Regions from separate parts of the Homo sapiens genome. Here regions 1, 2, 3, 5, 6 and 7 are each linked to region 4. The links are chromatin loops, found by intact Hi-C in ENCODE. Cell type or tissue: heart left ventricle. All regions are shown on one strand.

Region 1 (4,000 bases), 360 kb before region 4:
AGAAGAGAAAAAATATTATTAAGAATATCGGAAGGAAGATAAAATATATTTAGTATTCATTAAGTGAAAGTGGATTATCCTAAAGGTCTTCATCCTCATTGTTTTCATGTTGAGTAGGCTGAGGAAAAGGAGGAAGAGGAGGGGTTGGTTTTGCTGTCTCAGGGGTATCAGAGGTGGAAGAGGGGGAGGACATGAAAGTGGAGACAGGAGAGTCAGGACAGTCCATGTAACTTTTACTGAACTTGATCCCTGCAGTTCAAACCAGTGTTGTTCAAGGGTCAAACTGTTGAAAAATTCTCAGAGTTAGTTCAAGGAGTGTATGAATTTGCTATGGTTGCTGTGACAAAATACCATAGGCTGGGTGGCTTAAACAACAGAAATCTATTTTCTCACAGTTCTGGAGGCTTGAAATCCAAGATCACGGTGTCAGCAGGGTTACATTCTTTTGAAGCCTCTTTTCTTGACTTGTAGATACTTTTTCTGGTATCTTTTTGCAGTGTCCTCACGTGGTCTTTCCTCTTTGTGAGCACACTCATTGTGTCTCTCTGTGTCCGGATTGCTTCTTCTTATAGGAATTGAATTAGGGCACACGCCCGACAACCTCATTTTGACTTAATCACCTCTTTGAAGACCCTGTCTCTAAGGCAGTACCATTCTGAGGTAATAGGGGTTAGGACTTCAACATATGAATTCTTGGTGGGGGGCCATATTTAGTTTATAAGAAGGGGGATAGTTGTATTTCAGAATACTGAAATGGACATCAGCCATATGAAGAAAAGTTATAACTTTTTTCTCTTCTATTATTTGGTGTCCTGAAATATTTTTATAGAGGGAACATGTGGCTGGAGGGACTTGATCTCCAACCATTCATGCAGCATAAGGTTAGCCCAAATACAGAAATGGGTCCAACTGGCGTGGGTAGAGAGAATGCCAAACTCAAATGCCTTATGCTAGAATATTCAGTGTAGGAGGAATCTAGAAACTACTTAGTCTAAGCTCTTCATTTTACAAATGAAAAAACAAAAGTCCAATTATGAAATGACTTGTAGAATATTACAAAATTAGTGAGTGTAACAGGATGAACATTTTTATAACTTGCTATATGCTATTCATTGAGTGTATATATATATACATATTCAATGAATATATATACACACATACATAAATATAATTTTTAAGATGAAATTTTAAGGTAGTCATTTTTATCTTCATTTTACTGAAAAAAGAAATCCCGAGGATGAGATCTAATTCTGAGTTTTTATATGGATTCACTTTTTTTCTTCTTTTTACTTTATTTGACACAAGGAAGAGTTCACAAAATCTCCAGATGGGAGAGAATCTAAAGGAATCCTGACTGTCACATGTGATACATGCTAGTAGGTGCAAAAGACAGTATCTCCTTGTCACTCATTTTCATATCGATTATATAGCCATGAAAATCACAATTAGATGTGACTGAAGACCTAGCTAACTTGCTTCATTTTGTTTCCTTTGGTTGCTTTGTGAGTAGAAAGGCTGATGCTTTAAAGTTCTTGCCCTTTATGAGGTGGTTTAAATAGCATGTCATTGATGAAACAAGTGAAATTTGTCACATCTAATTTCATTTTTTCAGAGAGTTGCATCAAAAGTTTATGGATACCAACTTCATTTTTAATGAGGAAAAAACTTGCTTTGTTGCCTTTGAAACATGCAAACCTTTGTTCATGTCCCCAGCCCTTTCTCTTGAGATTGGGCCTATAGGTGGCAGCAACTGTTAGCTGTTGAGCTTGGGTGACATGTGCCATAAGTTCTCTTGAAATACTTTAAATACTTTAAATATTCTTGGATACTTGAAAATGAAATTTTCTCTAGATAAGAAAGTGAAAGGTCAAACTTGAATCGTGACTGTTGAAGGATTCATACACTACAGTCAACATTATATAGATTAAAAATGGTGTAGGGGCTTGAACATTCTATATTTTAAAAGTTTGCAATGTGATGATGGTAGAGTTCAATCTTTAAGATTTGTGACTGCTGTGGTCAGATTGGTTATCCTTTGCTCTCCATTATTTTGTGTAAAATGGGCTTTTGAACTTAGAGTAATCTAGAATAAATCAGTTCCTCTGAGCTTAACATTCAATAAAAGTTGAGATTTTGATTCATGTACTATCTGTTTTACACAATGAATGTGTCATAGAAATGTTTAGTACAATTTAAGTTTTTGCAAATCAAACAATGCTTACTTGCATAAAGCAGTTTATACTTTAAGGGGAACTTGCAGGGAAAATTCTACTCCAGTTTGAATTATTTCATAGGAACTTTTTTGAGAATTTGGAATTTTGTTAACCTGTTTTCCTAGATGAGGAACACCTGTGTTTAATAATGCCTTCCAACAGTCTGCTAGATTGGGAGAGAACTGAAACAATATGGACTTTAGCAGGCTGTCTATAGGTGACTGCTAAACTCCACTTTGGCATGACTAATCTAATCACACCAATTATCTTCATGGTTTATATTACTTGTGGCTCAGTCCATTGAGGAGACAGTGGATTGCATCAGCCCCATTTCAGTCAACTGGACCCAGCCTTTGTGTTTCCTTATTCTGAAGATTACTTAAAATGCTGCTTCTCTATTCACTAGACTTTTATAAACCTCCTAAAGTACCACATATGATAGAAGACGAGCTGCTTTTAATATTGACCTTTGGCCATTCCTCAAAAACAACTTATTTGATTTAATTTCCTAAGAGAATTTTTATGTGCAGTATTTAGTTGGGCTACTTCTACTGTGTGAAGAAAACGTCATTTCCCTTTATTACATTGACCCAATTTGAAAGAGAAAAAAAAAATGGCATCACATTTGGAACTAAAGTTTTAGCGCATGCCAACAGCAAGACTCACTGAATCAAAACAGATGGCTAAAAAATAGTTTGGAATAGATGTATCTATCCTATAGATGCCTGTTAAAGAATTTTAGAAAAATGAGGTATGGCTTTTTCATGCTATAACCTTGGCAATAATTTATAAATTTTGATTTTTTAAAATATATTTTGATATTGAAATAACATGGCTAAAATTAAAATTGAGTATGAACAACGGAACATCTTTTGTACTGGGATTTATCGAAGATTAAAATCAAAGGGTTCATTTCCTCCTTTGGGACTAGTCTGCAGTTGATCTTTTAGGTATTTGTTGTTGGTTTATTTGGATTTGTTTTTTGAGTGTGCTGGGTGGATGGATGAGGGCATAGAACAGATCCATAGACATTGACCTACAAAAGCAAATGTTATGTGTAATCAAATCAGCTACAATCTGTATTACTAGGCAAAAATATTAGAACCCCACGAGAATGTGCTGAAAAACAAAATATCACATAACTTTTAGGGGAATGCAGAGGAAAGAGCCTAATACAAGGCAAAGGTGAAGAAATAAAAGAAAGTGCTTCAAACAGATGGGCCTTTTCTACAGAGAACTTCCTTGTTGTCCTTCCACTTGAAAATACACTATACTGTATTTAATCCTTTAATCCTTATCTTTAAAGATAAGGGTTTGTCCCAATGATTATTTTATTATTGCTCTAAACTTGTATAAAATGTAACAAGTCACACCTTACATTTTTAAAGGAGACTACCTTTCTACTTTTTAAAATCCAGGTTGTATCGTCATTGGGTAATACTTTGTCTATATCCATGCACCAAACAATATTTAGCAGGAATAGTGCTTACTAACCGATTAAATTCCAGATGCATCCTTGGTAATAGCCCCTCGTCTATCCGTGGACTTGGTCCTCATTATTACTTTCTTGTACTCAGTGCATCTTCTTGATACAGTTCTCTTTTGCCTTGAGTGGGGTGAACTGCAACCATGTGGCCCTAAAGGAAATGTCCCAGGGGTTTCTGAAAATCAATTTTTCTTTTTAGACAATGCTGTGATTTTGGATGAAAAAACTATAGAGTGTCTCCAAGATCAGTCACCTCTCCCCAAAATAATTCCTTCTCTGTGATGTCTTCTGAAGTCCACAT
Region 2 (4,000 bases), 450 kb before region 4:
CTTCACTTGGTAAGATGAATAGCAGATAGTAAGTGAAAACCAATCTGCTACAAACAATTAATTTTAATACCCATCCTCCCATCTCAATATATCTTACCTCTCCCCTCATTTAGTAGATGCTTGCTAAATATTATACCAACTTAAGGGGCAGATGGAGTGATCACCAATCCCCTGTGGCCTGCTGAGTATGATTGGCCTGTGGGCACCTTCTGGACCTAACAGTGATTGAGGTTTCTTATAGCTGGGATACAAAGATGTTGAATCTGCCATAACTCACATTAAGTCATATTATAAGGCTATTAGGGCAAGATCCATTCTACAGTTAACTGAGGGTTAAAAGTAGCAATGATCTAATCTCTGATGTTTACATTTCCAGACTCAAGGAAAATTTTCTTAAAGTACAGATAAATCAAGTAGACTTTGTTTTTGCATGTTCAGACACACTCAGGAAAAAAATTTATTTGGAAAATAATGAAAAGTAACTTTATAAAGTTCTGAATCTTGGATTCATTGCGTGAGTTATTCATAATTGATATATATTAAAATAACTGTTTTAGTTGACTAGCATTTTTTCCTTAATTTTACAGTAGATAAATTCTTGTGTTATAAAATATCTGGAATAATAACAAGAAGCAACTATAAAGTATTTACTCTTGAATTATGTAGATCTTACTCAAATGGAAAAATAAGGAATTTTTGAAACACAAAAATGTAATTAAATTACATGACAAGTATCCTACCACCAGTATTTTACTATTCATGAACCCTAATACAATTGGAATGTTATTTTTTTTCTGTTTTCAAATAAAATGTAGACTCATAACTTTTTTTTTTTTTTGTCAAAAATACAAATCCTCCTAGTAGCTTTTAATCACCAAATGTCTAAGTTCAGAAATATGTCTAGTCAAATGCAGTGGGATTAAGGGGCACGGCTACCTTGTGTATTTCCATGCCTAGTGCCTCTGCTCCTCTCCCTTTGTCCCGGGATTGGTTTTTCTACAGTTAACTGAAGGGAGAAAGGAGAGGTAGAAGGGCAGAAGGAAGTGTTCTTAAACATCTCAGACATGATAAAGGTTTACTTTGACCATGGTGGCATCTCAGGGGCACTTGGGTTCTTGGGAGACATCCTCTCTGTCCCCTGCCATTGCATTGGATCTTATACATGCAGTTTCTTCAGTGTGGGTGCATGCATCCTCTTTCATGATCATTGGGATTCAGTTGTCATTTCCCAAGAATGCTAGCGGTTCCTCCAGCATCTTTCCTTTGATGTTTCTTTGCTCCTCCCAGAGGCTCTGTTGCACAGGATCTAAGATAACTTCTCTTCCACTTGCTTGCTCATGACTCACATTTAGTGTATGAGAAATGCACATCTGAGACTCTCTGTCCAAAGAATGAGATTATTTTTCAAACTACGGTTTGTTCTCTGTGCCCCAACCAGACCCTTGTCTTTTAGAGTACTCAGGTATGAGTCAGATACACAGGTCCACTCTGTTTTTCAAACTTCAGGGGACACATTTCAAGCTCTCTAAGTGATCTTTGTAAACCCCTTTTAATTAGGCTTTAAGTTAGGAGACAACCTGATGCTCCCACTCCACTCTCAAAGTGTGGGTGGGTGGAGACCCCACACAGCTACAGCTGTCTTCAAAGAAATCTTCTCTCTCATTTCCAATTCCTTTTGGCTCTTCAAATTTAACCTTTTTACACCTTATAATAGGCTTGAGGGGTCAATGGTGCAACCTGGTTTTTACCCACTTCCTTTGCTAATTCTGCCTAAGTGATATGGGATTATATTTTTGAATGTCAGAGTAACTGGCATTTCCTTGTATTAAGACCTCAGCTGAGACTGAGACCAAAATAGTTCACGTTAAAACCCTTTTGCACTTACAACTTAAGACACTTTAGCTTGTCCAGACCACAGAAAGAAAAATATACCCCAAAGGAACATTTGAGAAGTGACATTAAATATTTGTTTTACATTCTTAATATTTGTAAAGGCAAATTTTGTGTTTTTAAAAGTGTATTTTCTGATCAATTTTGCTATTTTTATGTTATGGTCTAGTCCAAGAGTGGAGTCTTGATTTACAACATTGTGCCTTTAGGAAATAAGGTCAGGGGACCAACTAGGTTGTAAATCAGGTATTGCGTTTTTTTTTTATGCTTTGTACAGAAAATTCCACTGTTGGCGTAGTCATCAAAGGTGGAAATAATGCAGAAGAGTATTCTTAACATGTGGAGCTCTTTCTACAGGAGCTCTTGGTAAGACAAATGCCTCCTTGGAAGCACGAGATTATTCCCCTTTTGTGTTCTTTGCCATAGCTGTGATAGTAAAGGCTTCTTTCTACCTTCTTAATTTCCCACCCTTGCCTCCCTTTAGAACATAAAAAGCCATTCCACCTTGAATGGAAAACATTCTCGGCAGCTTGTAGGGACTGAGTCCAGGACAGTGAGTCAGAAGATGGCCACTAGGGGGCAGCTACGTAAAGCTTTTAGGCTTAGTTTTGTAGGTACTTGGGAATTATGGAAGGTTTCAGAGCAGGGTAGTGACCTACCAAAAATGTGTTAGGAAGATTAATTTGGCAGGCAGAGTGAAGGGGAAAGAATAGGTACAAAAGTCAGATCTAGGACTACCCCTGTGATTTCAGGGTAAAGAGGGAAGCAGTGGTATCAAGGAAGATACCAAAGAGTGGTGAAAGCATTACAGACATATTATGAAAAGAAATATTAATATAGAAGCATGACTGCACGACTATGGAGGGAGGAAAAAATGGAAAACAAATTCTCTGTTTGGAGAATGTTAATTCTAAAGATGGAAATAAACCCACTTAGCCATTTTTCCCCCTCTAGGTATAATCCATTTAAGTGAAATTTATCAAAAATTTAAAGGTATTCTTGAAATGTTTTCATCTATCAAAACAAGTTTTTTGGAACATTAACAATTTTAGTCTGACAGTTGCTGGAGATTTAGGAGAAAAGTGTCAGTTGGCTCTTTTTTCTTGGGGAAGGGAAAAGGAATCAGTAAGACAAATATGGTGTCTACCCTTCTTTTCTAGCTCCCCATTTTTTCTTCTTTATTTAATCATAGATGTTTGGAGAAACAAGGTTCTGACTACCTCTCTGGCTGGGTAGAGAACAAAACAGTGGAAAACTGTGTCATGGGAATACATTGTCTCAGGAGATCTTTGTATTAATGTACAAGTCCACAGAGCTTCATGGAGATTACAACCTCATCTTATTAATAAGATAGATATTAAATGAAAATATTTCCCCAAATGTAAATACCTGCCACACATCTAAGGGGAGATCTCAATATATTACAACTTTAAGCCAATGCTGCTACTGCATCTTTTAAAGGTTAAAGAAAGAGACCCCAAAAATGGAAGCTGGAAGCTAGACTGTGACAAGGAACATGCTTACCAGGGCTGATGTGTATTCTGAAGTTTTCAATTTCTGTTTTGCAGTTTATCCTGGTCTTTAATGTTTTGTTTTCTATACTTTTATGTGCTTGGCTAAAGTGAAATTAAAACATATAAGCTACAAAAATTAACTCAATGAAATTTTGAGGTTTTGCCATTGGGGAACCTGAATTAATAGTTTTAATATAGAATTCAGGACAGACAGCATCATGCCAGACCTTCCAAATTATATAATTAATTTTAGCAAACAGTGCTTAGGATAAGAATTTTCAACAGCTGTGTGTGCCTGGTTTCTCTGCTAATGTTCCCTGTGGAGTTCTGGGACAACCAGCTCCAGGTCTTTGCTGCACTGGTGCTTGCTTTACTGGGGTACTGCACATTTCATGCTCCATTGAGACCACCTATATGGTGGAACTGGTCCTCCTTGGGCTTTCTATATTGCCTTTTGCCACCACCTTAGAACTCTCACTCACAGCTCATCTCTCTCTTGGATCAGTAAAGAAGCACTTTTTTCTTCTTATATTTTTCCAAACATACTCAGAGTCATTGCTTTTCACTTACCCACTGCTACTACTGTTGACAAACTA
Region 3 (4,000 bases), 48 kb before region 4:
TTTCATCAAAGATAAAAATGTAAGGATTTGTTTATTCAAATATCTTCTGAGCAGGAATCTATAAACTCATTTCTCTTGTTTTAAAGCAAAAACTACACTGGAATGTCTTTTAACACAGTGCCAGAATTTGACATGAAATGGAAGAATGAATACAATAACTGCAGTAGAGTATGAGACAAGTCACACAAGCATGCCACCATGACTCCTCAACAATGCTGCTTTTGCAGAGGAGGGAGGGTTAAGGATGTGGTTGCTGTACACATTGGTGAACACAAATGAATTGACTCACAAGAAGTCCATGTTTCTGGATCAAAAGATTTCAGCCCTCCAAGAGCTGAAATAATAATAATACATCACAGGCCACATCCATCTATTATAGTTTTAAGGATAGTTTGTGGACATGAAGTATTATGAACCATAAGGGTTTGCAGTATTCTGTCTCAAGTTAATGCTATAGTACATCTTAACACCATTGACATTGGCATGCACTGTTCCTGCCTGAGGCATTAGTTGTCTAATTTGATCAAATTCAGACCCTATAATTTGAACTCAAGCCAAACCACAATCAAATCATAAAATTTCCAAAGCTGCCACCATCTTGGAAATGTCAAATGTTGGGTGAGGGGAGCAGGAAATGACTATACAGGGAATAAACAGAGCCTATGGTAATGAATTTTACATCTGGTCCTTATACGATGCCATCATTCCATTAGCTGTAATTTAAATATCTTGATTAACATTTCATTACCATAGGTGACTGCTGTAGAATAAATTGGATCTCCATGCACCATGCATATCAAAATATTCTAAACTCCTTTGAGTTTTAAGGTGCTAAATATAGTACTCTCTGGCCACTTAGAAAGTCTCTGAAGTCTGTTCGGTATTAAGCATAAAAAATAAACCTGAGAAAAAGGGATGTTTTTGTGTGCTCAGATATTACGGCCCGCTAAAAGCATGGACTGTTTTGGCAGTCACTGTCAGACCTCCCGGTGTCTGAGGAATTGTATGCTCCTTTCTAAATCCTTTCGGAAATTGCCAGTTTGATAGAATAACATTGCAGGAAACCACTCAAATTGAACATATTTGTTGTTTTATGTTCTGCCAGGCAAATGTCAGAACAATGCCAGGAGACCACAGTGGGTCAGAATTGGAGGGAGCAGGAGGGGAGGTGAAGGAAGGGAACCAGGAGCAAAAGAGACAATGAGAATAGAATCAGAAGTTATTTTAATGGGGAATTTTAAAAGCATAAAACAAACTGTTGCTTTTGAGAATCAAAAGCAAAATAGATTGTGTCTTCTAACTTGTCTTATATAGTCAACGGCATGACGTCCAATCTGTGAATTTTTGTTGCAAAATTTGATTATTGTGGTCAACAATTTTCTGGTAAATCCCTGCTCACTGGTCAATGATGCTGCCAAAAATGAAGGCTAAATAGATGACTCAGTTGTAGAACTCGCTCATGGAAGCTTATTCTTATGCTTTTATTCCACTTACACAAATCTACTTTACTACAAAGACATTCTTTTTTTTCACTTTTTGCATTCTTCAGTTACACAGCATGCCATATAAATCATTTTAATTAATTAGGAACAACAATTTGCCATAATCATTTATTCAATCTCATGTTTGAAGTCCTAGTGAAATAATTTTTTCTAGGTCTGACAGTATAATAGAACTTACTGGTAGTAATTCCAAAAAATAATCCTGCAGGAATTTATCTTTCCAGAAAGACCAGCATGGGAAAAGCTGTTGGAATGAGTGTGTTAGCTTTGACTCTTTTTTTTTTTTTTTTTTTTTTTTTTTTTTAAGTGGCTGACTCATAAATTAGGAACTTGATTCTCTCTTCCGGGCTTTGGATGGCTTCCTAATGAGCAGAAGGGCTGCTTTATTTATTTATTTACTAACCTTTGTGGATTCAAACCCTTGATAGCACTTAACACTTTAGTTACTGTGGTTATGTTAAATTAATATTGCAAGCACACAGTGCTGGCTTGATTAGCAGGAAAATCTTTTTGCCTTATCTCCACTCAAGTATTGAACCCAGCACCAAATACATGCTCACTATTTTTTGCTAGATTATCTTGCATTTTAGCACATGGAACAAATTTGATATTGATTAAAATTGAATGTTATTAATCTACTTTATTTTCCACATCAGTTTAAAAAGAAACTGAAAAAACCATGGCTTCCAAATGCACGTGTTTTGAGAGCAGCCAAATAGTGAAAACCATATCGTATTTTCAAATATACAACACCACACTCAGTAACTTTTAATTTTTTAATTTAATTTAATTTTTTAGAGACAGGATCTCACTCTGTTGCCCAGGCTAGAATTCAGTGGCTCGATGATAGCTTATAGCTTTATACCCCTGGGATCAAGTGATCCTCCTTCCTCAACCTCCTGTGTAGCTAGGACTACAGGCACATGCCCTCATGCCTGGCTAATTTTTTTTTTTTTTTTTTTGTAGAGATGGGAGTCTTACCATGATGCCAATGCTGGTCTCAAACTCCTGGCCTCAAGCCATCCTCCAGGAATTTTTTTAAAATCAGAATTTGAATTAATTTATTCTTTGTACAATATGAATGTTTACTCTTAGATACATACTTATCTAGTGTCTCTAAAATTGAGGATTTTCTTTTGATATGCATGGCAGAATATTTTGTGTGCTTTAGGATAACTATGGTGGACTTGATGGTAGATATTGGTTTTACTTAGCGGGTACCAATGGAGACGTAAAGGAAGGAAAGTGACTTGTCCAATGTTACAAAAAATTGTACCAATGGAGCTAAAGGACAACTGGAACTTATATTGCCAAAGCATTGTTAAATGAACACACACTTGTGATCTCATATTTTCTGCACTAATATATCTGCTTTGCCAAAGTAGCAAGAAAATAAGGTAATCATTTGTGGCTTTCACAGGCCTTCAGGCAAATGCAATACAATGAAAATTACACTCAGCGTATATAGTCAGTCCAGTCTTCCTGGTAGTCAACTTAGGTGGTCACATGTGTTGTGTGATTTGAAAGTTACAAAAAAGTTTCCCCTTGCTATGTATATCCTGAACTGCTTTTATTAAGGGTAGAAAGCTTCAACAGAGTGAACTTTTTTTTTTTTTTTTTTTTTTGATACGGAGTCTTGCTGTGTCCCTCAGGCTGGAGTGCAGTGGCATGATCTTAGCTCACTGCAACCTCTGCCTCCCAAGTTCATGCAATTCTCCTGCTTCAGCCTCCCGAGTAACTGGAATTACAGGCATGTACCACCACGCCTGGCTAATTTTTGTATTTTCAGAGACGGGGTTTTGCCACATTGACCACACTGGTCTCAAACTCCTGACCTCAAGCTATCCACCCACCTCTGCCTCCCAAAGTGCTGGGATTACAGGTGTGAGCCATCACAGCTGGCCTTTTGTGCAAATTTTTCTATTGCTCCTCAGGGAACTTCAACTAGGAGTATGCTCTAATTCACCCCTCCTCCAAACTTGCCCTTGATTAATTTTACTTCTCCCCAGCTCTCAGTTTAGATGCTCTTTCCTTAGATCTTCTCTAATGCCCTGTGACTATCAGCAAAGCATGATTTTTACATTTTTAAATGGTTGAAAAGAATCAGAAGGAAAAGATTTTATGATATACGCAAAGTACAGTCATGCATCTCTTAACGATAAGAATATATTCTGAGAAATGCATCATTAGGTGATCTCACCATTGAGCAAACATTGGGGTGTGTACTTACATAAACTTAGATGGGACAGCCTCCTACACACCTAGACTACAAACCTGTACAGTATGTTATTGTACTAAATACTATAGGCAACCATAATATAGTAAGTATTTATGTATCTAAACATAAGAGAGGTCAGTAAAAATACAGCATAAAAGGTAAAAGATAATACACCTATATAGGACACTTACTGGGAATGGAGCTTGCAGAACTGGAAGGTGCTCTGGGTGAGTCAGTGAGTGGTGAGCGAATGTGAAGGCCTAGGACATTACTGTACACT
Region 4 (4,000 bases):
CTATGTTGCCCAGGCTGGTCTTGAACTTCTGGGCTCAAGCAATCCTCCCTCTTTGGCCTTCCAAAGTGCTGGGATTATATATGTGAGCCACCACACCCAGTTAATTGGTTGATAAAACTAGGATAATAATACCTATCCCAAGCCATTATTGTTGTAAGGTTTAAATTAAATATTTAAGTGTATATAAAACCTGGCAGGTACTATCGTGCTTAATAAATGTTCATTTACTTCCATCGTCATATAATGTTACTCAACATAAGTAAGTTTTTTTACTTACTACAAATGTTTTGAAGAAAAAGGTAAAGAAATAATATTTCTTTAAATTGATAGTGCAAATTGTAGGTTTCTTTATCTTGCAAACTTTCTTTTAATTTAGAGCTACCGTTAACCTAAAGAAAATCTCTTAAGAGAGACACGGGGCTAAAATTTAGTGCTTTGCAAGTACAATATGCTTCAGTATTTGGGATTTGCTTTCTCAAGAAGTTCTGAGTACAAGTAACAAAATGTTTGGAAGCCTATTAACGTTCGGTTTGGATTCTGCAAAAAGAAGTAGGTTTCAAAACTACCAAAATATTCTAAATTACATCTATTTGGGGGCAAGAAAAAAAAATCTAGTTAAGTCTAGATTTTATTCTAAGAGGAAACTATTTTTTGCCCTTTAACGTAAGTCTCATAGGGATCAAAATGAAAGTCAATTTAGAGGAAATCTATTTGGAAACAAGCTGAATCCCACGCCCTGGGAGCAGGCAGTGCAGTCTCCACCAGCCCCGCCCCCAGGGACTGAGTGACCACAGTGTTTTAACCCTTCGTGGGCATTGTTCTGGAAACAGGAAAAGGACCCATCTTATTCCAAAAGGCAAGTTTCATATTTTAAATGAATTCAGGATAAGAAAAATAAGAGGGTTGCCTGTTGTTTTTGCATAGAAACTATATTTCTATGCAAACACTTCCAGCAGAACTTTTATTTTGGGTTTTAAATAAGAGGGAAGCATTGTTGGAGAGACACAGTGAAATTACTGTGGAGAATGTATAATGGCTTTGAGGCTGATTGGGAGAAAATGTGTCCAGTTCCTGGATCAGAAAAGATAATGGTCACCAAAAGTAGTTCCCAATATCTCATATAAGCAAAATGTATCTCAATTCAGGTACTGTAGGTCGAGGGGGAACAATGGGTAAATGTGAATGTCATGTCTTTAAAATTCATCTTGACTTCTGGATTTATGCATTTGAAAGAGCATTAGTGGGGTTAAGTACATTATAAGGCTAGGGGATTGGGACTGAATCTTTTCTAATTCTGCAGAAAATACAATTCCCAGAATATTTAAACATAAAAGTTAATGAGTTAACCATGAGAATAATAGCATAGAATTTTCCCTTTAATTTTTTATTACAATTTAACAAATTTTTTATTCGAAGCAAATAATTTTTAATAAATGAGTACATCTGAAAAATAAAGCAGTCAAGCATTGCTTTTTAGCGTGAATACATACCTATTCTAAAAACTGCCCTATGTTTGTTAAAATTGCAAAATAAATATTTTACAACCTGAAGATTATACATAAGAAAAGACTGAATAACATGATGGGGTCATGACTATGCTAAAATGTTGGCTGAAAATAGTAAGAAAGAAAATTCTACATATGGTTAAGGTCTCAACAATCTCTTTTTAAAAGATGTTGGAAGAAGCCTGGAAGAAAATCCACTAAAGTGTTCTTAATGGTTGCCTTCAAATGGTGGTGTCATGGTTGAATTTTTTCAGCTTTATGTTTCTATTTCCATATTTCATATAATCTGCATGCTTTATTTTTACAATCCTTAGGGGGAGTAAAACAAACTTTCCATGAAATTATAACATAGAAGTATTCATATTTCTATTTCATTAGAGATGATATTCACACACCAAAAATTTGCCAGCTTTCTCTCCTTTTCTTTTTACTTGCTAATTTACTCTAATCTTACCAGGATTTTTTTTTTTTTTACTTCTTCTTAATCTCAATGAGAATTTTACTTTGAAAGAAGGAGCTCTAACTTTTTTTTTCCTACTCTAAAACAGTGTTTGTACTTTTTTCTGGACTCCAAGTTGGATGCCTTCACCAAAGTGGTTTCAAAGACTGGAACAAAAAAGCCTCCATCGAGGCCCTGGCTAGCACAGTCCCTGTTACTTTAAGAGTAGCATTCCACCTCCCCCTCACACCCACATACTTGTCCTCTCTTTGCACAGCAAGTGCCAAGCAGTGACATCTACTATAGTTTCTAGGACACGATGGTCTCTGCTCTACAGGGAAAAAGAGCGAGCGGGACAGAAAGAAGGCGGGTGGTGAGGGAGAAGGAGCACAAGCCCAGCTATGTTCCCAGAGGAGGAGTCACTTCCTCGCAATAATCCTGAGATGCTGTTTATGGCTGTTCTGCTGATATGAAGCCTGGAGCCGCAGGATGCAGCCTCCCCCTGGCTGTCCATTAATCACGAGGGGCTGTTACAGAGTGTACAGAGTGGGAGTTCTGCCTACAAGTGGCCTCTAACTGTCTCCAGCTCAATGAAATGAACCTGTGTGAAAACTTGTTTTATGAGAGATTGGTTTATTTGTAACTAAACTACTTCCTCTGTTATTTGATAAGATCAAATATTTGCTACTGATAATCTGAGAGTGTCACATTTATTATCCTGTTTCAGCCGTTGCCTAACTCCTTTGGAACTGACTCCGTTAACTCTTTGAGGGACAGCAGTAGGTTTTAGAGGACCGGTTTCTATTTTCTTTCAGCAAAGCCAATGCTATCTTTCAGACACTGAGTCAGCATTATTTTAGAACAGCTATGACATGTGAATCAAAAAGAAGCCTTTCTCTTCCAAAACAGAAAGCAGACAACCATAGTAACAGGAGGCTCTGATAAATTCCCTGGAGGTTCTGAAGCCACCATGAAAAGGAAGGAAAGGTATTCTGACTTACTAATATAAAAATGGTTTTGCACGTGCTAGGATTTCTGAAATCACACATTTTCAATATGTTCAGGATGACTTTCTATAGTTTGTTAGACCCTCAAATATCTATGTGGGGCATGATCTCTAAATCCGGCAGCATTCTGCATCTTGACACTTGGCCTTTTGGAGTCTGAGCTCATTTGCATTTGGCAGGACTTGATTTCCTGCTTTGACAGAACGGCGGTAAGGTGGTGGTGAAAGCCTTTACAGTGCTCCCTCGAAGGGCTCAAAGGACTTTCTGGATATATAAAATTATGTTTCCAAGAATTAAATGGACCAGAATGAGGCAGATTTTGTTTGAAACCAGGCTCTGTTACATGCAACACATCTGAAAAACTTACTTACACTGAAGCATCTCTCTTGACAGACTCATACTGGGACTGTTTTTCAGTTCTCTCACTCTCCAATCAGCTACACAGAGCTCTCAGTGAATGTAGAAGAGGCTAAGGAAATAACCACTTACGTGTGGCAAAATGTTCCAGCCTTGCAGAGATTTTCCCAAAATCATTAGACCCACCAAAATGCTTTCCACTGGCCAGGTCCACACCTTCCTCGTCAGATTTTCCATACTCCTCCAGCCTCCAAGTACTGTCCATTTGTATTTCCTAAGAGAGCCAGTCATTTATAGCTGAAAATGTAACCAAGTTTACTCTCATAAACCAGAGATCTCCTTGACTGTTAACCAGAAAAGAAAAATACTGCTTCTCCTAACTCATTTCAAGACGATCAGAATATGAAGATCCATACATACCTACTTTCCCCAAAAAAGGAGGTGAATTTGGGGCAGCTACATTTTAAGGGCATATAGAGATGAAAATATAGAGAGGAGGAGAGCCAGGCAAATCAGCTGCTCCATCATGGTGAGCCGGGAAGAGGTTAAGGGTTAATTGCATGTATCCCACCTCTGGTCTCTTTTAGACCCTGTTCTCAGCAGGTGGCTTTCCTGCCTCACTGCCCCAACTGCTTATCAGTGGAACAAAGACTGGCCCTGAGTAATGGCCTGAATTGTCATCTGCAGTAGAT
Region 5 (4,000 bases), 170 kb after region 4:
CTTGAACTCCTGACCTTGTGATCCACCCAACTCAGCCTCCCAAAGTGCTGAGATTACAGGTGTGAGCCACCGTGCCCGGCCCGATACCCTGATTTTCTTAATAAACAGTCATATCACCTGCAAATAAATGATATTGTCCCACGCTTCGTTTCCATTTTTTCCAGCTGAGTACACTGGATAGGATCTCTAGAACAATCTAGAATAACAAGGGCATTGGCAATATTCAAGAGGGTTCACGTATGCCCTGAGTAAGACACTGCAGAACTGGCCTTAAGGCCTCTATGGACGGATATAAAAGGAAACGGGTTTCAAAGGACGATGCTCTAGGGCACTGTGTACTCCATGGAAGACCTCCTGTTCCTCAGCTTTGCTGACATTCACAGTCTCAAATATAGCAACTTTCCTAACAACCATGTGGAAAAATCCCATCATGTTCTCAACCACTGTTTTTGTCCCAGTCACGAGACATTTAAGACCTCCAGCTCATTCTTTATTCCCCAGACGCTAATCTCCAAAGAGTTTGGTAAAACACATTTTCTGACCTCATCTCTTACTGTTCCTCATCTCCTTTCACTCTTGCACCATGCCCTCTGGAACTCCACATCATCTTCTGTGAAATTTTTGCCTTCTCACTCTGGAACCTAACCTTGTCCTGAAGCCATCATTTTCCCAAGGTCCTTGCAAGAGACATCTGTTTTCTCTCTTACAGCCCTACTATCACTAGGCCTGGTGGAAGATTAGGTATCCTGTGTTCTGGAATAGTTTGAATAACATAGGAATTATAATTTTTTACAATTAATTTATATATAGAATAGCCTATAAATCTCTCAGTACTTAACATGCTTCTAGTTGTAAATCTTTAACAACCTTTTCAATGTTTCTGTGTTGCCCGTCTATTCATATTTCATTCTCCTTGAATAAATCTTGCTAATTCACTTTTTTTTAGGAAAGTTTCAATTTTATCCAGATTTTCAGATTGTTTAATAAACAACCCCAACTCATTAAAAGTTATGTTCTTTAGGCCAGGTGTGGTAGCTCATGCCTGTAGTTCCACTACGTTGGGTAGGCGAAGGCAGGGGGATAACTTGAGCCCAGGAGTTCGAGACCAGCCTGGCCAATACAGTGAAATCCTGTCTCTACTAAAAAGGTACAAAAATAGGCGGGGTGTGGTGGTGCATGCCTGTAATCCCAGCTACTTGGAGACTGAGGCATGAGAATAGCCTGAATTGGGGAGGCGGAGGTTGCAGTGTGCCAAGATCCTGCCACTGGACTCCATCCAGCCTGAGTTACAGAGCCAGACCCTGTCAAAAAAAAAAAAAAATATATATATATATATACACACACACACACATATATATACACACATATATACACACACACACACATATATATACACATATATATATATAAAATGTTCTTTGAGTGTAGCATCATTGGTTTCCCTTTTTTTTTTTTTTTTTTTTTGAGATGGAGTTTCGCTCTTGTTGCCCAGGCTGGAGTGCAATGGCCCGATCTTGTCTCACCACAACCTCCGCCTCCTGGGTTCAAATGATTCTCCTGCCTCAGCCTCCTGAGTAGCTGGGATTATAGGCATGTGCCATCATACCTGCCTAATTTTGTATTTTTGGTAGAGATGGGATTTCCCCATGTTGGTCAGGCTGGTCTGGAACTTCCAACCTCAGGTGATCCTCGCACCTTGGCCTCCCAAAGTGCTGGGATTATAGGCCTGAGCCACAGCGCTCAGCCCATTGGTTTCCCTTTAAGCCTATATCAAATGGAGGGAAACCACCTCAAAATCCCCTGTGTATCATAAAATTGAATTGTTTTGCTTTATATACCTGATGGAGAAATAGAAGCACTGAGGTCTGTGAAGGCACATTTATTGAGGGAGGGGATTGTGGCCTATTTCTTTGACTTGGCTTATCACATGTGTTAGATGCATTGAACACTCAAAAGGGGACTATATTGACTGTGCCAGATGGAATGAGAATTTCTTTGTTTCCTGCATAGGTTAGTTGGGTGTAAATCTAGGTACCTCACTTATCTCCTTTATCTTTCCTGTACTACCTACGTTGAGTATACCTATATATCTGTTTAAATCTTGGACAATCCAATATTCTGAAAGCATTAAAACAGGAGTACTTAGCCCTACTATTATATTAAGGCATTAAACCAATTAAATTGAGACCCTACTATGGACAAAATGCTTTACTATACTGAGAAATATAAAGAAAAATGAGACATGGTCTTTGCCATCCAAGAACTGACAATCCAATTGGGAAAACTTGTGTTGAAGAAGCTCCAATAAAAGTTTACAAAAAAATTACTGGCCAGGCACGGTGGCTCATGCCTATAATCCCAGCACTTTGGGGGCTGAGGTGGGTGGATCACAAGGTCAGGATATCAAACCCATCCTGGCTAACATGGTGAAACCCCAACTCTATTAAAAATACAAAAAATTAGCTGGGCATGGTGGCACATGCCTGCAATCCCAGCTACTCAGGAGGCTGAGGCAGGAGAATCGCTTGAACCCGGGATGTGGAGGTTGCAGTGAGCCGAGATCGCGCCACTGCACTCCAGCCTGGGTGAAAGAGCGAGACTCTGTCTAAAAAAAAAAAAGAAAAATTACGAAACATCAGTATAGTATTATTCTATTCAATGTCGATCCAGTCAGTTTTCATATACCCAGTGCTATACTGGACATTATTTGTACAAAGACTAGTGGTCCTCAAGAAGCTAATGATTGAGCAGAGAATCTCAGATATATAAAATTTGTTACACTCTGATGTAATTTATTCATCTCTGTGATGAATAAAATGCCACATGAGAGTCCAAAAGAAAGTTGTGTCTGGGTAAGGAAATGAGTGGCTGAGAAGATGATGATAAATTTAACTAACACAGGAAATGCAGGCAAAATAGCTCATTTTAGTGGGATGCTCATTTTAGCTGTTGGAGCTGAAGATTACATTTTGAAATCAGTTTCACTTTAGTAATAACTAAAACACTGGGGACAAATGCCCTGGCCCGGGGAAAGAATCTGTAGTAAGTTAAGATTAAAAAAAAAAATCAGGCTAGAATCATGGGAAAAATTCAAGATGTGCTAAAGTTCAAAACGGGTGCTGTGAGAGTTTAAGGAAGGCAAAGTTTAATTCTTTCTGAGATCATCAGGGAAGGTATTTTGGAGGAAGTGAGATTTACAATGGAATTTAAAAGTGCAGATGAGGAGAGTATAATATTAAAGAAGATGGAAATTCCAGATCTAGAGAACTATTTGAATAATAGTTGATGAATGCTGCTTCAGAAATGTAGTTTATTCATAAGAAGAGTAAAGTTGAGGAGAGATGGAGAGAAATTGTACAATGATTGTAAAGCTGGTTATTTCAAGGTGTCAACTAGTAGGGGATATGTTTGGCTATAGAAGAATTTTGAGCAGGAGAGTTTCAGAATCAGCTGTGAGTTTCAGAAAGCTTGTGGAAAGCTCTCTGTGGAAAAGTAAGGCGCTCTATCCTTTTCCAGGCCAGATCTCCAAATGGCCCTTTTGTTAGGGAACCAGGGAGAAATCTCTGTCTTTCCTGGGCGGAAAAAGGAGATGGAAGGATATTTTTTCTTTCTCCAAGATCCTAGGTAATCTTTAACTCAGACCCCTATCTGACCCATAAACTAAAGAAATAGACTGATTAATCATCTAATTATGAAAAATCTGGCTTTTAACTTGAGCAAATTTATAAACTAGTTATGACAGCCTTTCAGAAGAAAAATATCTTTCATCATCCCTGTAACTTAAAGAACAGAGTCTTAAATTGTATATTATTTATAACGTTGGCAATTGGAAATTGTTCAAAAGTTTGTCACTGAAGAATAAATTATTTGTGACTTTATAATTATTTACATTTCAGATATGATATATTTGTTCTTACAAGTAGAAAAAAATGATTTTTTTATCTATGAAATTCTGTAGCTTCCTTTATTTACATATCTCAGTGATTTATGAAACCATCTT
Region 6 (4,000 bases), 350 kb before region 4:
TATACAGCACTGAACATTCTGAATTAGTAATAATTTGTTCATTTTTTATCAGACTTTACTAACAGGTCAGGGTGATATGGCCCAGCCTGAGAGGCAATATGGCAAAATATAAAGTGCAGGCAGAGTAAAAAAAAGAAATGCTCTTCCTTTTAAAATGTAGCCATCATTTATGGCCTTGGGTAGTTGATATAAACTCTCCACAACTGAGGGTCCTAGTTGGTAAAAAAGGCTTCATAGACTTATTGTACATTACATTGCTGTTTATATATACATGTTTTTATATACATTCCTTTTAAATTGAAGTGTCATGCTCAGTGCCTGACACACTATAAGTATCCAATAAATGACATCTCCATTTTTCTTTCCATATAAGTTAAAGGCCTTCTTACAAGAATTGGTGCCTAAAAGAAATCAGTGTATGAATATTTTAAAAACTGAAGTGCTTTAAAGAATGCGTGTCTCCCACTCTAAATTTCCTTAGATCACTAGTCTTCTTTGCACTTAAAAATGTCATCAGTATACTATGTAGATTCTGCCTTTGATTTGTAGTGATTAGATAGGACTGGTGAATCATTAGCTAACTCATAAGATTGTTGAATACTTGGAGACAGTGAGACGCAAGCATATCTCTAGATCTCAGTTGGTCCAAGGTACATGTCTCTGCTCCTAAAATTATGCCATTCTTTCTAAATTCTCTGAAAAAACCCTAAAATAGATAATCCATCTCTGATGCTATATATTGGCCTATTTTCATTCCCTATGGGTCTGAGTCCAACTGTCTAGCAAATGCACTTAAAAATGATAATGCTGTCCTCAACACTATCTTCAGGGCTCCCTGCCAGTTAGATGTTTTCAATGTCTTTTTCTTTCTTTCTTTCTTCTGGCTTCTCCCAGCGGTTGGAGCTGTCTCATGATGCTGCCAACCTCTACAGCCCCCTGGAGAAATCAACTTAGCTACAGGTTGGGACGGGGGTAGGGAATGGGAGTGTGCGGCTTTATTCCATTTGAGACAGGGGCCATATGTGCTCACATCCACACCTATGTATTTTTTCCTCACCAGTAGTTGTTAAGTTGTTAATTCTGTTCTTGATAGGTTTTAAAAGAAAGGGGGAAAAATGCTCGGGCTAAAAGACCCAAGAGAAGGAAGCAGGAGTGGTTGCTATGAGCTTTGAAACATGCACACGAGCGTGCATGCACACACACACACAAATACATGGACAAAAGGATAAATCGAAAAAGAATGCGACAACCCTTGCTTGGTTTAGCAGTCCGGTCAGCCCTACAGATGAGGAAGTGCTGCTTTGTCCCAAGCTAAAGCCTTGTTTTCTTGTTCATTGTCTTTCTGGGTAAAATCTGGGGGAAATTCACCTGTCTGATGCAAAGTTAAACTGCTGGCTTTAATGTGACTGCATGGGAACTTGGGTTTATTAATGAATACAACATACCCTCTTTGATTTGAAAGCTTTCACCCTGCTGAAAAGATTCAAAAGGCATCGCTTCCTGCACCAGCGGCATTCCTTTATCCGTCTCAGTGGTTCACCCCTACCCAGCTGCTATATCTCATTAACAAGCATTTGACCACTGCAGCCGGCCTGGGAGTGTTGACACTTGAAAAGCCCAGGCAGGCGTGGGCAGGCCATCAGCTATGGCAACAGGAAACTGCCCCGGAGACAACACTGAGAAAACAGCAGCTGCAAAAGCCAAAGTCAGAGCAGACATAAAGGGCTGCCTATATCCACGTTGGTCTGGGGTATCGATGCATGCCTGTGGGTCTGAATCCACACATCTATTTACTGTATTCACAGGATAGAAAGGTTGCTATCAGCATGTATCAGAGTCAGAGCTTTTTGACAACGCAGAATAATTTTTTTGACTTATGATGTTCTTGGATCCTTAGGTTTCTTATTCTCCTAACAACCTAAATTCTTGTTTGTGTACTTAAGAATATTCACCAGAGGCCTCAAGCTTTATATACACATTTACTCTAGTGGAAGTCATATGCACAATTAAAAAAATGTATATGCATGAACGCTTACATATTTTTCATGCTGCTACATTATTTTTCAAGAACAAGTAAACTTGTGAGACTGTCATATGAATATATAAGATTACTTTAAAAGCCTTTGGTTTAGGAATCAAACTGGTGGTTTTGTGTAAAATATTTAAGAATGAAAGCATTCTTTCAATTGTGCAATAGCTTGTAAAATTAAGTGGGTTATTTCATATATATTATTGATTATAATTTTAAATACCTATTTTAATATCATTTATTGACTATTCATTTAATTGTAGGCCTTTCAATACCATACGTGTTGTTTCTACATTCATCAGAAGAGTTTAAAGTATAGACTGTCTCATGTAATGCTCTGAGCAAGCATTTTTCCGTATCTTCTGTGTCCATTTTCAAGCCTGTAAAAGAATTTTTAGTGGCTAGGTAAGCGATAGTTCAAAATCAATGTTTTTCATCCATAAAGAAAGTAACCCTTTACAGAACAGGAAAAAGAGATCACTCCATAATAGCAGAAGAAAGAAAGCTAAATGAAAGCTAAATGCAAAAAGACACTAATGCAATGTGTTACAAGTGAAGGTAGTGGTCTGCCATTCGAAGAGTGGTGAAGTATTTTCCTGTCATCATCAGTACAATAGGCAATTAGTGATTATCACATTGAAGTATACCATTACTTTATTCTTTTCAGTAACTCAGATTTATGTACGTTTGCCTATCACTCATCAAAAAAGCTCTTTTTAATTTATTCACATTGTTACTCTAAAATAGTTAATTAGATTTAAAAAAGATGTGAATGTATTTTAAATTATCACAGCTTCTTTTGGGGAGGTTAGAATATGCTTCTTGAGTGCAGTGAATCTTCCAGTTCTACCTTCATTCACCTTTTATGCTCCAGGGAAAGAGTAGACTGTACCAGCCTTGACTGGAAATTTATGTTCTTAACAAAATAATAGTGATAGAAACATCTTCCTGAGAGCCATTAAGATATTTACATTTGAAGTCAGTTTTTCTGACCCAGTCATAGATGGTCACATTCATTTCTGATAGGCAAGATGCTGCCCAGGCTCTGGAATCAGACAGCTTGGGAGCAACTCTCAGTCCTGCCACCTACTAGCAAGGCAAACCTTGAGTAAGTTTTCTGTGCCTCAGACTCCCAGTCTATTAAATAGTGGTAAGATGAATAGTACTTAATTCATAGGGTGGTGTAAGGATTAGATGGATGTACACACACATACACTTCAAAAAAGTGTCTATCACATACTAAGCAGTCAATAAATGTTAACTGCTGCCATTATTAATACCAACCTCTTTCCTTATCATATCACAGTTTACCCTTTTATACTCATTTGTATTTCCATAGAACTTATTCTAGTTTATATTGTTATATGTGTGTGTTGACTTATTTATTTTATAACAAAACTCTTTCCCTGTCTTCCCCTAACCTAAGACACACACACACACACACACACACACACACACACACAACTATAGGCTTTATGAAATCATGGACTTGCTGAGTGAATGCATTTGTGTAGATCTAGCCTCAGAGACAAAAAAGAACCAAGGGTGAATTTTAATAAATTAATCCCATAATGGGAAAATGCCTGATGTATACAGTTTTAGGAACAGGATGATTACTGTTTTAAGAGATATCTATGTTCATCTATATTGTAAAGGTTATGCCCATGCCCTGGCAAATCTTACTTTGATGCTATTGCCACATAATTAATTCTATTGGACTGATGATTCACAGTTTCTGTCCTATATATCTATTATGATAATCTCAAGATTGAGTTGTTTATTTTAGGGCTCATATATTAAGTTCCGTGTAATGTACAATGTTCTTAATAAAAATTGACATGAATTTAAAGTATTGTTTAGAGTTTCTATAAGTTGAACTTTAATTTTTGGTTAAAATTTTTTCCTGGTAGTTAACTGGGGAGGAAAGGGGTGATAGGGAAAACTATGGTGATAAAACCATAGAGCATCTAA
Region 7 (4,000 bases), 500 kb before region 4:
TGCCCTCTCACTTTTTAGAATATAACTTGGCATTTATTCTGTAGCTCTCTGCTTTGACATATTCTGAGCTAATATGGAAATTGCTATGATCAGTTTGATCTTTAAGCTTTGGTAGATATTTTAGGACTATTTGCATTTTGTATTAAGCGTTAAAATAAAGATAGATAATGCTTTCTTTAACTCTTATTTTGTGGTAGACAGACATAAACATGACCAACAGATATTTTGATGAAGTTCAGATTATAGCAGAGAAATAAATGTAGTCCTCTGTACTAATCATGACTCTTTTCCTATTACACAGAGGGTGAGTGTGATCGACACACTTGATGTTGGTGTGATGTTCTTTCAGCACACTGTTAATCATCTCCTTTGTCCACTTTAGCTGATGCATTATTTTCTCAGTATTTGGACATAGGTATACTGAAAGATCAGTGATCTTTATTTTGTTATTTTGATAACTGGAGCGGATTATGAATAATTTCCATAAACCAAAGTCCAGTGCTTTTTAATGGTTTGTAGGACCATAAGAAAAAACTTATTCTGAAAAGTTTATTGTGAAGTAAAGCAACTTTCCAGAGTTCATATTTGGGAACAGTTAATCAGGATAAAGTATCACTTGTGTATCATAAACAGTTCTAGCCATGAAACAAGATGGCAACTTCTGCCAAACTCTAGGGATGGAGCAAGGTGATATATTATTGGCGTTGAGGGTATGGAGGGAAGAGAGTGAAAACTGGGATGGAATTGTGTGAGGCACAGTTGTTTCCCATAAATTCATGGATAAAGGAACAAGTTTAGGTCCAATCCCAGGGAGAAGTCAATATGGAAGTTCTCATCTGCCAGGGAGAGGTGATGGTGCACCTTAGACATTTTTTTTTCAGTGACGGCAATATTCTGCATCAAAAATAATAAGGTTATGAATTTGGGTTTTGTATCAATGAAAGGGCTACTGAAACATGAGCCCATAGGAATGCAGATTGAACTCTGGAGGAACTAGCTAAAACTAAGAGCTTGGGTCCTATCTTCAAAGTGAACTTTAAGTGAAAACTAGCAGCTGGCTACCTGAAGAAAAGAATCCATTTGCAAGTGTACCAGGATGCCCAAATCTCAGTGACCCAGGAGAGAGGTTGCAGGTAGAAAAGAGCATAATAGGTAGCTGGAATGTGATGAGGGCAAGTGTGAACTATCATGAAGTAATGTGAGGTGAACTTGATGGACGCTATGGGCTTGATCTTTTTTCTGTCCTTTCTCCTTTAAAGCCAGTTTGAGTCCTACCAGCAGGTTTAACCTTTCCTGAAGTATAAGTCCATTTCTGATTTTCAGTAGGCGATCCCTCTAGGTTGGCGTTTCTCAACTCAGCAGTACGTCATTCCTGCTGATTAGGTAGAAGTGACGTTTTAGTTTTGATAACTGAGCTTCACTATCTCAATCTAGATTCATATCCAGCTCTACCATTTAGCAAGTAATCCAGAACAAGTTACTTAAACTTTCTGAGTCTCAATTTCTTTCTATGTAAGTTGCTCAAAAATAATACTTCCCTCTTAGGGTTTTTGAGAGGTGTAGGTGCGATCATGTATTTCAAGTACCGGACACACAGTGGGTACTCAGTGCTGGTTCTTCTCTTTTTTTGACAGCCTCATTGTCCATTTCAGAGTGACAATAATCATGGAGAGCGAACAGGACAGGGCTAGAATTCCTATTCTGTAGATACAGAAACTAAGCCTTGGATGGTTGTGAGTTACATCAAGTGGCTACTGGGCAGAGGAGGAGGCAGCATGAAAAACCAATGCTTCTGACTTCTGTTCAATGCCTTTTGCATTCAGAGGTGCTGCTTTTACCCCTGACCAAAAAGAAAGTAAAAAGAATCAAGATACAATTTGCAAGAAAGCATCTACCATCACTTGTTATGTATTCCTTTTAAAATGTTGGTCAAAATGGCTAAGTAGCTTGTGGTTCTTTCTTCTTTGCTCAATTCCTGCCACTGATCTTTTCATGTTCATTTTTCCATGGTGAACGCACATGCTACTTGGGAAGGAATAACAACCATTTGGCAATAACCAAGCTGTATTTAGTTTTCACTATGTAGCAGTCCCTGAAAGTATTTTAAATGTTTACTTATTTATGTCCTTCATCCACATTTTAGGATGATAACATGGAAATAAAGAGAGCTTACATGAGCCCATGTTTGTAGAGCTAGTAAGTGACAGATTGCGAGTTTGACCCAAGTCTGCCTGGCATCGGAGCCCCAAACTGCTTATTTTCTTAATTACCTCTTTATGCAAGTGCTTAGTACACTTTTAATTTATTGCCATCTGTCTTAGCATTTTATATTGGTAAGCTAAATACCTGTTTATACTAGCTTGAACTGAAGGGGGCAGAGCCTGCCCAAAATGAAAAGAAGACTAGATTTCCAACTTGATGCCAACTGGAACAAGTTGGAAAACTACTCTGCTGTGGCCTCGGGCTATTTTTTATGAAAAAGGAAGGATGACTCAGAGGGTAGAACCAAGAGCATAGCATACAGTCAGGAGGCAACAAGAATTATTCACAGGGAGGAGGACTTGACTGGCCTATAATCAAGAAAGTGGTCCTGGCTTGTTCAGTAAGATAGAGACAGAGAGAAAGAAAGGAGGGAAAGAAGAGGATAGGAAAGGAAGCTAGAAAAATATCATTTATTTTAGATTATATGATTATTCACATATAAAGTCCCAAATAATTTATCAATAAATTATTAAATTTCATAGGTTAAGATTAAATTCTCAAGGCCTCCAGGTAGATGGCCAAATAATTTTTAAAGGTGAAAGACTGGCATTAGACTTTTTTTTTTTTTTTGAGTCAGAGTTTCACTCTTGTCACCCAGGATGGAGTGCAATGGCATGATCTCGGCTCTCTGCAACCTCCCTGTCCCAGGTTCAAGCATCCTCCTGCCTCAGCCTCCCTAGTGGCTGGGATTACAGGTGCCTGCCATCATGCCCAGCTAATCTTTGTATTTTTAGTAGAGATGGGGTTTCACTGTTTTGGCCAGGCTGGTCTCAAACTCCTGACCTCAGGTGATCTGCCTGCCTGGGCCTCCCAAAGTGCTGGAATTACAAGCATTAGCCACCGTGCCCTGCTGCATTAGACTTTTGAAAGCTCACAGACAAAGTAAGAAAAGAAAGCACACTGAAAAAAAATCTGTGAAAAAAAGTGAAAGCCAAGGATTTTTCATCCAACTAAGGTATCTGTCAAATATGAAGCCTATAGAAAAACAATTCTCAACATACAAGGAATTAGGAAATTCTGTACTCATCATCTCTTCTTGAGGAATCTACTAGAGGATTAAATCCCACCAAGTGCTGATTGGAAAAAGTTCAGCAAAAGGACTGATGGCGAACACTTGAAAATATATAAATGTGCATCTAAGACTAAATGTAAGTAGGAATGAGGATGGAAAATGAATTTACAAATGCCATATACTGTAACAAAATAGAAATAATGCACCAAAAAATTGGGAGATGAAGGGAAAAAGAAAATGGAAAAAGCTCATTGTTGTATAGGCAACAGGTGGACATAAAGGATACTGGGGTGGCATCTCAAATCACTGGGAGAAAGGCAGGTTTTTAACAAATATGCTAGAACAACTAGATCGCCACTTGGAAAACAATAAATTTAAATGTATACCTTGCACCATACATAAGAATAAACTGCAAATTATAGATTAGGATCTAAAGTGTAAAAAATACTAAACCATTCAAGTACTGGAATAAACTATGAGTGAACTCTTATTAACCTTGAGCTCTCATTAAACTTGATATAGGGAAAATCTTTATAACTATGACTCAAAATCCAGAGACAAAAAAGATTGAAAATCTGACTATATAAAAATAAAAAAATTTGAATAGAAAAGCAGCCCCATATCAAAAGCACCACCAAAAGGCAACTGATGAACTGGAAGAAAATTCACCACACATCGCAGAGACAAAGAACTCTTAAAAGTTGAGGGACACAAGATCAAAAACCT

The links. Peaks named below come from ENCODE experiments on the same cell type or tissue, not always from the same donor. Only the 100,000 strongest peaks of a DNase experiment are listed, where the experiment ranks them.
Region 1: it touches region 4 in a loop (3-fold over the local background); 16 of 110 quality-filtered maps call a loop at or near these places.
Region 2: a loop joins it to region 4, with 4 times the contacts of the local background. A loop is called at or near these places in 6 of 110 quality-filtered maps.
Region 3: it touches region 4 in a loop (1.9-fold over the local background); 9 of 110 quality-filtered maps call a loop at or near these places.
Region 5: a loop joins it to region 4, with 2.4 times the contacts of the local background. A loop is called at or near these places in 4 of 110 quality-filtered maps.
Region 6: a loop joins it to region 4, with 4 times the contacts of the local background. A loop is called at or near these places in 16 of 110 quality-filtered maps.
Region 7: it touches region 4 in a loop (2.9-fold over the local background); 7 of 110 quality-filtered maps call a loop at or near these places.

The regions. Positions count from the first base shown.
Region 1 is chr13:79,774,236-79,778,235 of GRCh38, forward strand. No RefSeq gene overlaps it. Among named protein-coding and RNA genes, the nearest start is that of LINC01038, 28 kb to the right of the region's middle. In heart left ventricle, a CTCF peak has its summit at 1,736 (motif pointing right); no DNase peak of the experiment used is centred here.
Region 2 is chr13:79,676,994-79,680,993 of GRCh38, forward strand. No RefSeq gene overlaps it. Among named protein-coding and RNA genes, the nearest start is that of LINC01068, 110 kb to the left of the region's middle. In heart left ventricle, a CTCF peak has its summit at 2,457 (motif pointing right); a DNase peak (open chromatin) is centred at 2,418.
Region 3 is chr13:80,082,710-80,086,709 of GRCh38, forward strand. No RefSeq gene overlaps it. Among named protein-coding and RNA genes, the nearest start is that of LINC01080, 74 kb to the left of the region's middle. In heart left ventricle, no CTCF peak of the experiment used is centred here; no DNase peak of the experiment used is centred here.
Region 4 is chr13:80,130,657-80,134,656 of GRCh38, forward strand. All of the region lies in intron 2 of LOC105370275 (a long non-coding RNA gene), which reads right to left. Among named protein-coding and RNA genes, the nearest start is that of LINC01080, 120 kb to the left of the region's middle. RefSeq lists an enhancer at 2,390-2,889. In heart left ventricle, a CTCF peak has its summit at 2,439; a DNase peak (open chromatin) is centred at 765; H3K4me3 peaks cover 2,430 bases; H3K27ac peaks cover 3,639 bases.
Region 5 is chr13:80,303,025-80,307,024 of GRCh38, forward strand. No RefSeq gene overlaps it. Among named protein-coding and RNA genes, the nearest start is that of SPRY2, 36 kb to the right of the region's middle. In heart left ventricle, no CTCF peak of the experiment used is centred here; no DNase peak of the experiment used is centred here; H3K27ac peaks cover 1,814 bases.
Region 6 is chr13:79,781,426-79,785,425 of GRCh38, forward strand. No RefSeq gene overlaps it. Among named protein-coding and RNA genes, the nearest start is that of LINC01038, 21 kb to the right of the region's middle. In heart left ventricle, no CTCF peak of the experiment used is centred here; a DNase peak (open chromatin) is centred at 1,616; H3K27ac peaks cover 299 bases.
Region 7 is chr13:79,629,013-79,633,012 of GRCh38, forward strand. No RefSeq gene overlaps it. Among named protein-coding and RNA genes, the nearest start is that of LINC01068, 64 kb to the left of the region's middle. In heart left ventricle, a CTCF peak has its summit at 2,363 (motif pointing right); no DNase peak of the experiment used is centred here.